Regions from separate parts of the Mus musculus genome. Here region 2 is linked to region 1. The links are chromatin loops, found by intact Hi-C in ENCODE. Cell type or tissue: gastrocnemius. All regions are shown on one strand. Each heading gives the region's core, and the rest is flanking DNA. Links, peaks and the distances in the headings are about the cores only. Region 1 has its middle 11 kb from the start of Gm39084. Region 2 has its middle 61 kb from the start of Gm39084.

Evidence for each region. A loop is a pair of places that touch in the nucleus more often than their neighbours do. Peaks named below come from ENCODE experiments on the same cell type or tissue, not always from the same donor. Only the 100,000 strongest peaks of a DNase experiment are listed, where the experiment ranks them.
Region 2: a loop joins it to region 1, with 6 times the contacts of the local background. A loop is called at or near these places in 1 of 42 quality-filtered maps.

What each region holds. Positions count from the first base shown.
Region 1 is chr7:123,107,363-123,110,272 of GRCm38, forward strand. It overlaps a transcript of Tnrc6a not described here. Among named protein-coding and RNA genes, the nearest start is that of Gm39084, 11 kb to the left of the region's middle. In gastrocnemius, for the core only: no CTCF peak of the experiment used is centred there; no DNase peak of the experiment used is centred there; H3K27ac peaks cover 413 bases.
Region 2 is chr7:123,035,350-123,038,259 of GRCm38, forward strand. It overlaps a transcript of Tnrc6a not described here. Among named protein-coding and RNA genes, the nearest start is that of Gm39084, 61 kb to the right of the region's middle. In gastrocnemius, for the core only: no CTCF peak of the experiment used is centred there; no DNase peak of the experiment used is centred there.

The DNA of each region.
Region 1 (2,910 bases), core at 172-2,671:
ATGGACACAACTCGGGTCATCAGGTTTGGGTGGCAAGCACATTATCCCTGGGAACCATTTTGCCAGCCTACATTTCTTCTTCCTCTTCTTCCTTGGCTCCTTTATTGGTAAGCTTGTTTCTCTCATTGCCTCATTACACAGATTGGTGAGAACAAGAAATCCTCATTGTTTAGGGTCTCATAAGGTGAAGCATGGTCCACAGACCCGCAACAGCAGTACCTGGGACCTTGCCTGAGATGCAGCTTTGGGCCTGTCCCAGATCCCAAACAGAACCCCTAGACTCCTCAGTGCCCTTTACAGTTCATCTAGGTGAGGAGGGAAGGAGGTTCAGAGGGCAGCTCAGCAGGTAACAGTGCTTGCTGCTTAAGCATGGGGACCTGAGTTTGGACCCCAGCACCCATGTAAAAACTCCTGGCGTACCTGTCATCTCAGCCCTGTATGGGGGGGGGATGTCCCCCTGGAGGCAGGCAAACCAGCCACAGTAGCCAAATTAGAAACCTTCAGGTCCCACGGAGAGACCCTGACTCAAAAACAGAGCACATTCCAGGACAGCCAAGGCTATACAGAGAAACCTCAACAACAACAACAACAACAACAATTTTAAAGCACGGAGATCCATAGTTTCAGTGATTGTAAACTGTGGCTGAAGGCCACGTCACTCATACAAAGATGTTGTCTGGGCTCCCCCAGAATGGCTTGAGTGACACTTGTGGTACCATCAGCCACATGGTTTAAGTCTGAAATATGCCCAGGCTTATGTATTTGAACACTTGCTCTGCCCTGGTGCTGCTTTCTGGAGAGGTCATGGGAACTCTGGAGGCAGGCCTTTAAAGGTTAGAGGCTAGCCCACTTCCTGCCTGAGCTCTCTGCCTCCTCTCTGCCACTGCAATGTGACTGGCTCCAAGCTTCCTGTCATGCCATCCCGCTGAAGCTGCCACAGCTTCTGTAATCAGCTCGCTTGCCCTGGACTGGAATCCCTGAAATGGGAGTCAAACCCTTCCTCCTTTGAGTTGCCTGTGTCCTGTATTTTGTTGCAGCAATGAAAGCAGTAACGAATGTAATTGGGTTAGCTCACCATAGCTGGCTGTAGAAGAGAAGGAACCAGTGGGGCAGCCAGAGAGAACAATGTGCTGAGAGTAAGTTCCTATACAGTATTTACTATGTTCCAGGTGCCGTTAGAAGCACTGTGCCAGCCGCCTATTTAATCTCCACGGCAACCGTATGACTCATTCCATAGATGAGTAATCCAAGGCACAGAAAGGGCAAGTTTCAGAGCTGATAAGCTACAGAGCCAATACTAGAAGCCATAGCATCTCTGCAGAGTCTGTGCTGTTTTTCTTGAGCTCACCTCAGACTTTGGGGCGAGTTTTAGAGGAGCTAAGAGCCTGCAGAGAGTATGGGCCAGACAACAATTTGTGTTTCTGTTCCACCTTCAAGTCAGCGAGGCCTGGGGAGCAAGGGTTAAACACATGTGTTTGTTGAGCACATGGTGGGAATGTGCTGTGAACTGGGGAATACATGAGCAAGAGCTTTCTTCTGTCTTCACAGGCAGCGTGGGGGTGGGGGAGAGGGAGGCAGCGGGCAGGGGGGCGGGGAAGAGGCTATACATGACCAACGTGTCCTGGGAAGAGGTGTGAACAGTAGAGAAAGTCCATGGGGCACAGACTAATGCTTCCAAGAAGAAGAAAGATTCTAGAAAAGACCAGAGGGTGGCCAGAAGCTATACAGTTTACTCAGTGTGCCTGTGTGCTAGGTGCTTGAGAGGGGGGGCTAACAAATACAGAAGACTGGAAATGGGCTGGAGAGTCCTGAAAACCTCCTCTTCTCTTCTCTTCTCTTCTCTTCTCTTCTCTTCTCTTCTCTTCTCTTCTCTTCTCTTTCTCTCCTCCTCTCTTCTCTCTCTCTTTACCCATCTCTCCTTTCTCCTCTCTCCCCCTCTTTCTTTTCCTTCCTTCCTTTTTCCTTTCCTTTTCTTTCTTTCATTTTTCAAGACAGGATTTGTCTGTGTAGCCTTGACTGCCTTGGAGCTTGCTCTGTAGACCAAGATAGCCTCTAACTTACAGAGATCCACCTGCTTCTGCCTCCCAAGCGCTGGGATTAAAGGCGTGTACCACCGCTGCCAGGCTGGAGTCTATTTCTTATAGCCAGCCCTCAGGGGCGGGTTTTAGGATCTTGCATTTTGCAGATGAGGAAACTGAAGCTCAGAGAAGCTTAGCAGCCAGCCAGATGCTAGTGTGCCCCAGGAAGTTCAGCAGCTGAAGCAGGTTCGAAGTCCAGATCTGAGGCAAAGACGGTGTTGTTCCTTCCCCGTGCCATTCTGCCCCTTGATGCCAGGCACCCTGTGCTATCTGTGCCTAGATGCTTGGCCCAGCAACAATGCCAGTGTTGGGTGGCAGCCATAGCCCTGAAGGTTTCTTTGCATTTGCCTCCTTCTCTTGCTGTTCTGAGCTCCTATTGGCCTGGATCATCATAGTGAGGGTACTGTGGCTGTGCTCAGTAAATAGAGGTCCAGGATGACTGGCTGCCCCCCCTTGCCTAGCTGGCTGGCTTAAACCAATAAGAAGCCAGAAAATATCCTATCTAAGCATGCCCATCCCAGATCCCTGACCCTATACCCCTCTATGCTGTCCAGCTATCATGGTAAATGTCTCAGTGTAACTCCTTAACAAGCTAGAGGGTTCCCTACCACCCCTGCGCTAACAGAGTTCTCTGGTGTTTGTTTTGGGTTTTGATCTCTCACTGTCCTGATGCAAGGAAATCATGAGATGTGCTACGGGCACCCCAGCTTGAATTAAGGAATGCATATGGTATAGAACCAGGGAGGTGGATTTGTGTCTCTAGAGAAGAACATTCAGTTCTGGGAGAAAGGATGCCAAAAGGCAGTCAATCTAGAGGAGGGTGTCCAGAGAG
Region 2 (2,910 bases), core at 232-2,731, 72 kb before region 1:
GAGTGCTAGAATTATAGGCATACACCACCACATCCAACCCCAAATGACTGAGTTCTACCAGATAGCCTCCTGGGAGTATCAGCTGAGTCTTCAGTCACTTGCTTTAGGCTGACTTCCAGGCCCACCCAGGCCTTCTGCACCCCACCGCAGTTTAACAAGAAGCTCGGGTGATTCATAAACACACGGAAGCTTGAGAACCGTGGGTCTGGGTTGTCGCTGGGAAAAACTGGTGCTATTCTGAGCAAGATAAGAGCGTGAATCCCAGCTCCCACACTCCTTATTTTTACTCTCCTTTCAACTCAGGTCTTGATTTAGCCAGTGTTTCTTCCTTTGCTTGCCCCGGGTTTTCGTTTTATATTTTATTACTCAAAATTGAAAACATGTACATATAGATAATATATAGTAAACCCCACACAATTATCTTCAATAATTTTCAGTTCAAAGGCAATCTTTTTTACCCCACACCACCCCTCCCAGCCAAGACTATCTGAACTAAAATTTTAGGTACGATATAATTTTGCATATAGAGTTTTTTTTTGGGGGGGGTAGTTTTGCTTTTGTTTTTGTCTTGTGCTTTTGTTTTGGGACTAAGTCTCACTGTGTAGCCCTGGCTGACCTAGAACTTACTATGTAGACCAGGCTAGCCTCGACCTCACAGAGATCTATTTGCCTCTGCTTCTAAAAAGTGCTGGAATTAAAGCTATGGCTACCACACTCAGCCATATGTATAGGAGCTTGGATGGCCATGGACTGATCCCCACGTGGGGTCCCTAACAGTATCTGACCTGACCTACCACTCTCTAGTGTGGCTTTGCCCACTAGTGGGGACTTGTCTACTGTGGAGCTTTTGGGACACCCTGGCATGGTTGTTTGCCCCACAGATAGCATTTTTCCAATCATGACTTGTTTTGATCACTGGTCTGTGACCTACAGCCAGTCTGTCTCCCAGTTATCCAGTAAAGTCTGTGTGTGATTAAAAACAAAACAAAACAAAACAAATCCATAACTGTCTCTCTTTTTAATCTCTTTAAAGGTTTGTTTTCATTTCAGTTCTAAGATTGAGCTTAGGCCTTTCACAAGCTAGGCAGTCACCTATAGCTATAGTGACCATAGGAAGTTATAGTCACTGTGGAACTATGCCTCCAGCTCCAAGGACTGCCCCGCCTCCTTTAAACATAACTATTATGACATCACCATGTCCCCCCAAATCAAAAGTAAGTCCCTATTCTGAGCTGCCCAGTTAGTGCATACACGGTGGCAATTGTCATCTGTCATTTAATCTGTTATCAGTTTGAATATTTAAATAAGCCCCTAGGTAGCAACTAGTTAATATATCTCTTACCACCTTCTTTTTTTTTTTTGGTTTTTCGAGACAGGGTTTCTCTTTATAGTTCTGGCTGTCCTGGAGCTCACTTTGTAGACCAGGCTGGCCTCGAACTCAGAAATCCGCCTGCCTCTGCCTCCCGAGTGCTGGGATTATAGGCGTATGCCACCACACCCGGCTCTTACCACCTTCTTTATTCATTGATTTGCTTCTTAATTTTTTTTCTTAGAATTTTGTGTTAATAACATTGCCTGTCCCAGCTGGGCATGCCTTTAATTCCAGAACTCAGGAAGTAGAGGCAGGTGAATCTCTGAGTTGGAGGCCAACCTGGTCTACAGAGTGAGTTCCTGGACAGCCAGGGCTACACAAGAGAAACTCTGTCCTTGAAAAAAGAAAGCGGGGGGGGGGGGGGGAGCAGGAGGGAGAACGAGAAAGGAAGAGGGAAAGGAAAAGATCATTTAAAAAAATCTCGTGGCTCAATTTAGACTTGGCCAATCATGGTGTCATCTAATAGATTCATCTGTCCTTTATATACATATATTTTTTCTAAACTAGTAATGAGCTATAAAGGGAATACTTTCAAAGAGATATTTCAAAGAGGTATAAATCTGGAGTGCCGGAGTGATGGCTCAGTGGTTAAGAACGTGGCTGCTTTTCCAGAAGCCTCCATTCTGATTCCTAGCATTCACGTGGTAGTTCATTTGCTTCCAACGTCAGTTTTAGGTGACCAGATGCCCTTTTCTGGAATCCTTGAGTACTGCACACATTGGTGTATATACACACTTGTAGGCAAACATTCATACACATAAAATAAAAAGAAGTAAATCCTTTTTTTAAAAGAAGAGAAATGACAATACCTTCAAATGAGGCCTACGAGAATACATCCAAAACATAGCATGCAGCCTGAAGCTGCAGAAGGCTGTGTTACAGCCAGTGCCCCACCAAGGAGCTCTCCCTGTGTTACAGCCAGTGCCCCACCAAGGAGCTCTCCCAAGACACCACGTCTCCTCCCTAGCAGCTACTGTCTTGACTTTTGTAATAATATTTCTGCCTTCTTTATGGCTTTACCACCTACGTGTAATCCTAACGAATATCTTATTTAACTCCTTCTAACCTTTGTCTGACTCTGATGCAGGTGTACTATTTTGTGAGGTTTGTCCGTGTTGATGAGATTATTTGTAAAATCTGTTCATTTCCATCTGTGACAGACTCCAGCTGATCATCTATCTGTTCTTGATTGGCATTTGGAATGTGTCCCCCCCTCCCCCAGTTTCCTGCTCTAGTGGATAACTCGACTGTGCACATTCTGAGCGTGTTTCGTGTTGTACCTGTGGAAGAATGCCTGCAGGTTGTGTGTGTACAGGGAGAAGTCCTGGATCCTAGAACAAGCCTCAGCCCCACTATGTAAGCGAGAGTCAAATTGCTCTGCCAGTAGCAGAGAGCTTTCCAGGTCTTACACCTTTTAATCTCGTTTTCTCTTGATTCCTTACACCAGCTAAGGCTTCTAATAAAATAACAGAAACAAAAACAATTATCCTTGTTTCCAGACTTCAAAGGCAAAGAGCTCGGTTAGATGGCATGGCTAC